Linked DNA regions of Homo sapiens: region 1 is linked to region 2. Evidence: chromatin loops called from intact Hi-C (ENCODE). Cell type or tissue: A673. All regions are shown on one strand. Links, peaks and the distances in the headings refer to the core of each region. The heading gives the core; the rest is flanking DNA. Region 1 overlaps RASAL2 (RAS protein activator like 2). Region 2 overlaps ASTN1 (astrotactin 1).

The links. A loop is a pair of places that touch in the nucleus more often than their neighbours do. Peaks named below come from ENCODE experiments on the same cell type or tissue, not always from the same donor. Only the 100,000 strongest peaks of a DNase experiment are listed, where the experiment ranks them.
Region 1: it touches region 2 in a loop (4-fold over the local background); 4 of 110 quality-filtered maps call a loop at or near these places.

Annotation. Positions count from the first base shown.
Region 1 is chr1:178,281,969-178,284,888 of GRCh38, reverse strand. RASAL2 (RAS protein activator like 2) reads right to left here. Exons shown (of 18, transcript NM_170692.4): 2 at 1,198-1,325. Among named protein-coding and RNA genes, the nearest start is that of RASAL2, 190 kb to the right of the region's middle. RefSeq lists an enhancer at 136-943. In A673, for the core only: a CTCF peak has its summit at 1,822 (motif pointing right); a DNase peak (open chromatin) is centred at 1,828.
Region 2 is chr1:176,896,883-176,899,802 of GRCh38, reverse strand. The region is part of intron 16 of ASTN1 (astrotactin 1); the gene reads left to right. Among named protein-coding and RNA genes, the nearest start is that of MIR488, 130 kb to the left of the region's middle. In A673, for the core only: a CTCF peak has its summit at 1,833 (motif pointing left); DNase peaks (open chromatin) are centred at 1,842 and 2,282; H3K4me3 peaks cover 454 bases.

The DNA.
Region 1 (2,920 bases), core at 291-2,790, 1.4 Mb before region 2:
GGAAGGTGACTTACTGAATGGATATTCTACCTACATCTTTCTAGTTATTTATATAGTTTTGGCAATTAATCTTTCTCCTTCATTGAATCATATCTTCTCCTTCCCTTTCATTATTCCTCTTCTTTGTCAATATTATATTCACTTATTTTTTTATATGGTGGAAATTGGGAATTATGATGATTTTACAGAGTAGTTTTATCATACCAGATCAGAATATCAATTACCTGATTAATCACCAATAAGCAAATAAATGAGATAGCTGTGGAAGGATTTGTAAACTGTAACAGTTTGAGGAATAAAATAGTAATAGCATGTGATAAGTTTAAGAGTTTTTTAATTTAGAAGAACAGAAAGTACACCTAGAACTAGATGCCTGTCCTGGTTACATTCTGTCTACCTCGCCAGATCTATTCTACTCTCTGCCCTTCTTGACCTTGTTACATGTTTCAGGAAGCTGACCTCTACAGAATACATCAAAAAGCAATCTTTTTCTGCCTTCGAGTTAGATTTGGCCAGTAGGTGACACTGGCAAGAAATCAGAAGGCAGAAGAAAAGAGTTGGAGTGTTTATTCTGTCTTACTTCCTCCCTGCTGGCCATTTTTGTTTGGTATAGAGACTGTGTTCTTTTGTGCATAACCACAGCAACTGTCAAGCAGCATTCTCATGCAGCTACAGTTCTCTAGGTTCCAGAAACATCACTTTCTTCCCTTGCCTTGGAAGCCCAGGGTGATAACTGCTTTCTGCGACTGCTAGCTCGTGGGTGCTTCCTCATCCTTAGTTAGGTCCTTTATGCTGCCCACACATCTGCAAATAGTCCCTCCAATAAACCTCTTTCAATTAATCCAATTAATGACATTTGTTTTTGCTAGGAAGTACTGATGTAATTCCCAATGGCCCCTCGAGATCATTTGCAGGGCCAGGCCTATATAATCCAACCCCTTCCCATTCCAAACTCCTCAGTTTAACTCAGTATCTCTTCCATTGTTTCTTAGTGAAAATCCAGCCCTATCTTGTGAAACCCACTCCTTCATGAAGATAACATATCTTTATGACATTAGCAGCCTTTTAGACTTACCTATATCTTCATCAAGCCTTTATTTTTATAATCCAACTTTTCAAAATGCAAACAAAAACTAGGTAATTTCAGGAATTTACTCAGAAAAGGAAACTAACTTTCCTGAATAATATCCATCTCACCTCCTTCTCCTTGTTGAGCAATACCAACTGGCTGTCTGTGAGGATGCAATACTTCCGCTCCCACGTTGTTGTCTCGGTGTAGGGTGACTGACCACAAGACAGACGGTGGGTGGGTGGTCCTTTCACATCTGCATGAGAAAAGGGAAAAACAAAAGTGACAAATCATTATCTTGCTTAGTAAACCAGTATTTCAAATGTAAAATTCTTCCAAATCAAATAAAGAGGTGAGCCTAAACACGAATCTCAATGGTAAATTTAAAGCTTCCTCTTAAGAAAATGAAAACTATTATATACAGAATAAGGAAAAAATAGCCCTATGACCTTCAGAGAAGAGGGCTGAAACACTCTGGGAAGAACTGTTAGTGCAAACTTTACATAGTAATTACCACTGTATATAAACTATAATAATGAGAGGTTGCTTCAGAGCTTAACCAGTATCGTTTAAAATACAGAAGCAGAGTGACTCAGACACCTTCCCTAGTCTTTAGGAGAAAGATGATGTTACATGTACACTTTGAGAACACTGTTAACCCAGAACTCTGAGAGTAAATGTATCAGCAGACTAGGCCTTCCAAATGGCTTTACACTCACAGGAATTGACAATGTTTAAACAACAGCATCGTATTACCACTAGAGGCCAGCAAGATCTTAAAAACATGGAAAATAATTTTCTTAAGAAAATATCTAAATATATTACCATGATGTTTCTTAAAGGTGGAGGTACCCGATATTAAAGCAAAATGTCTCAGCAATTCCCAACTGTCTCATTTCCTTATAAAATACCAAGTGGTTACTAACATCTCTGTCATTTTCAATTTTTTTGATATAAAATGTTTACTCATTTGGGCTGCTGGAACTGGGCACATATTTTAATTTATAAGTACACATTAGCTCCATTAAGTAAAGCTTTTATGACAGTTCGATATATATTAAAAGTTCTTCAGGCATGAGGAACTAATTCTTCTCAGGAATATACTATAGAGACTACTTAACATGCATTATCATTACTTAGTTATTATGCTAAAGTAAAAACTCAAATTGAAAAGATTAGAAAACCAATACCCATGAGGGCAGGGGAGTTGTAAATCATAAAAAAGTACATTATATCTATTATATGAGTATTTTTCATTATCACTGCTTTCTGTAAAATTTTTGTCTTTTGTCACAGGATGATAGGTATATTACTGGCACTGGCTTGACTTCAAGGAAAGGCAAATAATTTCCTAGGTGTCTTACATTATAATTAACCAAATATGCATAATTATAGCTGGAGTTCTGTAGAACGTTAGCAACAAGTCAGTTGCTATATGTCTCTCTTCATAGAACTACGTAGGTCTCTGTTTATAAATCCCTTTATGTGTTCAATATTGTCTTCATTGTTTCTTCTGGTTTAACTTCCTGTCCTCTCTAAGGCTATCTAAACTGCGCTGCATGTTTGGGGGTTTATCAACTCCCCCCAAAGATAATTCAAGGTCCAAGAACCAACAGTGTTATTAGGGCTTGGTTAGACATGTTACTAATTCTTAGAAGTTCACTGTTTTGTCTTTTCTTCCCTTATTTTCTGTTTGTATCTCCTCCGCACTATGCACAGCATTACATGCTACATCTGTAGCATCTCCAATCTACACCAACCCTCTCTCCCCTACCCTCAACCCTCCCCTTGTAGTCTAAGCATCTTAAATTATTTTATGTTAGAACTGCATCTTTAGTTCTTCCAAAGTTT
Region 2 (2,920 bases), core at 285-2,784:
TGTCCAAAGACATGATTGTACATCCCAAGAGACTGATTAGAGACTGGGTGGATAGACTTCTGTGTGAATTTTGATGACTCGAGGACATCTGGCTTGAGCAGTAGACTGGGGTGGGGGTTGGGGTAGATCCTGGAATGCAGGGTTTTGGTGGGCTTCAGGGTGGCTGTGCTTCATTTGCCCCACATCAAGCCTTCTTTCCTGTAGATCCTAAGCTGTCTCCAAAAGCTGGGATTTGATTAGCTTGCATTTGATTTCTTTGCTGCCTAATGAACTGCTTCTGTCATTCTAGCCGTGATGTCATTAGCATCTCATTGCCTTGGGCAGCAACTCAGGAGAGAGATTCTTAAGCAGCCTCAGAATCCTATAGGAATTGTACCAATTTACTTCCTAACAACTAATTCACCTCATGGCCTGTCAGTTACCACCAGAAGAGCAGACCCTGCATGAGAATGGGCCGGTCACTTTTGTCACCCTCATGTGCTCCTGAATTTAGGTGGGCCACTATATACATGCCTAAGGCCATGTGCACATCCACAATGACATGTTGAGCTTTAAGGACGCGATATTCTCATACCACAATATTCTATTGGGGAAACTCATCCACTGTATGCTGTAGGATACAGATTTAGCCTAAAGCAAATGACATTTATTTATAGCAAGCTGTATTTGCAAAATGCTTTGCAGTTTTAGGATTGTTAACTACATTCCAGGTTGGATGTTCTTCTATTTGTAAGAAACTGAAGTGTCCTGACTGGACTCCGGACCTTCCCTGACAACAGTGGAGTGAATTCTGCAAACAGAGGTGGGAGGGAGCCACACCTGGGTATTCTTTATCAAAAGGCACCTTTGTCAATTATAAGATTTTGAGACCTTAATTGTAGCTTATTTCTTCTGTCCAGAGAGGCAGTGTATTTATTGGACTAGAATATTTATTTTGCTAAAAGACAGCATAGTGTCTCCAACCTCTAGAGCAGTTCTACTCAGACTCTAGAGGGTAGAAGAGGGAAGATGCCCTAAAGAACTGTAATAGGTGTGGGCAGTGGAGGGGGTGAGCCATTGATTCACAAGGAAGTAAGGCAGGGTCTTCTTCTGCAACACTCCACACACAAACCTCCCCCACTGTTCACTCCCACACAGGAGGAGTTAAAAGCAACGGTCAAAGATCAGCCTCTCCTGAAGCTTTTAGGACCTGAACGACTCTCACTTACCACAGACGTGATGGTTATAGGTGCTCTCTTTGGGCTAAGGGAGATTTATCTGGGCTTTCACCATTGGACTCCATCATTTTAAAGAGTACTTCCCAATTGTATCTTTAACTGAACATAGGAAATGCATTTCTTCTTTGAAAAATCTCCCTCACACACACATCTCTATTCTTTGCTGGAAACTGAATAGATAGCTTTTGGGAGCTTGCTGCTCATCACTCCTGTGCAAATCCAGCTCCTCTCCAGACAGCCCCATCCTGTTTGGCGAGGGGACCAGAAGGCAGTGGGTCTTGGCCTCCGGCGGGGCTCTTTTTATGTGGACCTGAAGGTTTTCCGGAGACAGAAAATATGATTCTGAATTAAAACAAGAGTTTGGTGGGTTCCCTCCACGGATTTCTACATCCTTCCCATTCCTCTCTACTCCCTAATCTTGCTAGGTATCTAGAACTGAAGGGCTTTGAGGGGGATTCGCTGCATCTTGATTTTAATTGGGATCGCCAGAAAACAGTAGCAAGGGGAGCAACCCCTCAGATGTTTACAGCTATGACAGGACCCAGCGATGGCCAGCTGGAGGGCAGGAAGGCCCTCGGACCCTCAGCTCCGGAGTGTTTGTGGTCGCAGCGCCCTCTAGTGGCCGCATTTGTCATGAGCACGGTACATGCTTAGTAATGAGAGGAGGGGGCGTGGGGAGCATGCCTGGGTATTTGGGGATTTAAGGTGCGAGAAAAGGCACTGGTGGCATATTACTTCCCCTTTGAAGTAGTGTTTACTCCATGTTAAGGATATTGGGGGTAGGGGTTATTTTCCCTTCGGAATTTAATTTTCCTTTAATTATCCTGTCATCATCTATGCCCCTCTATATTTTTCTCTGTCGGGTAAATGTTACGGAATTGTTTTAGTCTCTAATTTTTTATTCTCCGGTTAAAGAAAAATTGTACCTCCACAACATTTTTTTAAAGTAGCCGTGTGTTACTTTTTCATAGTTTATTTTCTACAGTGCCAAAGTGAGATTTATCCATTTTTTTTTCCTCCCGCTCACGAAAGTCATTTTAGACTTATATCACCATCTAGCGGTCATGTCGTGGAAATTCTTTTCCCAGACTCGAACAAATTCTCAACAAGGAGGGCTGCGGGTCAGTTAGGAAATGCGTATAATTAGAAGGTGGGTAAGAGCCAACCAGGAGACCCTCAAGCCCTCTGGCAAGACTTGCATGGCGAAATTTCAATAATCTTTTTTGAAAAGAAACTGTATCTTTACTGATTTTTTTTTGGTGGGGGGGCCGGGATTTTACTTACTGCCTTTTTTTTTTTTTTTTTTTTTTTGAGACGGAGTCTTGCTCTGTAGCCCAGGCTGGAATGCAGTGGCGTGATCTCGGCTCACTGAAACCTCCACCTGCCGAGTTCAAGCGATTCTCTTGCCTCAGCCTCCCGAGTAGCTGGGATTACAGGCGTGCGCCACCATGCCGAGCTAATTTTTGTACTTTTAGTAGAGACGGGGTTTCACCATGTTGGCCAGGCTGGTCTCGAACTCTTGACTTCGTGATCCACCCGCCTTGGCCTCCCAAAGTGCTGGGATTACAAGAGTGAGCCACCACGTCCGCCCTTTACTTACTTTCTTAATGAAGTAGAGTTTGCTGACAAAAAAGCACTGGGTTTCTGAAATGCTTGAGCCCTTTTCCATACATTGCATGAAACAGCTTCAGAGAGACCACTGG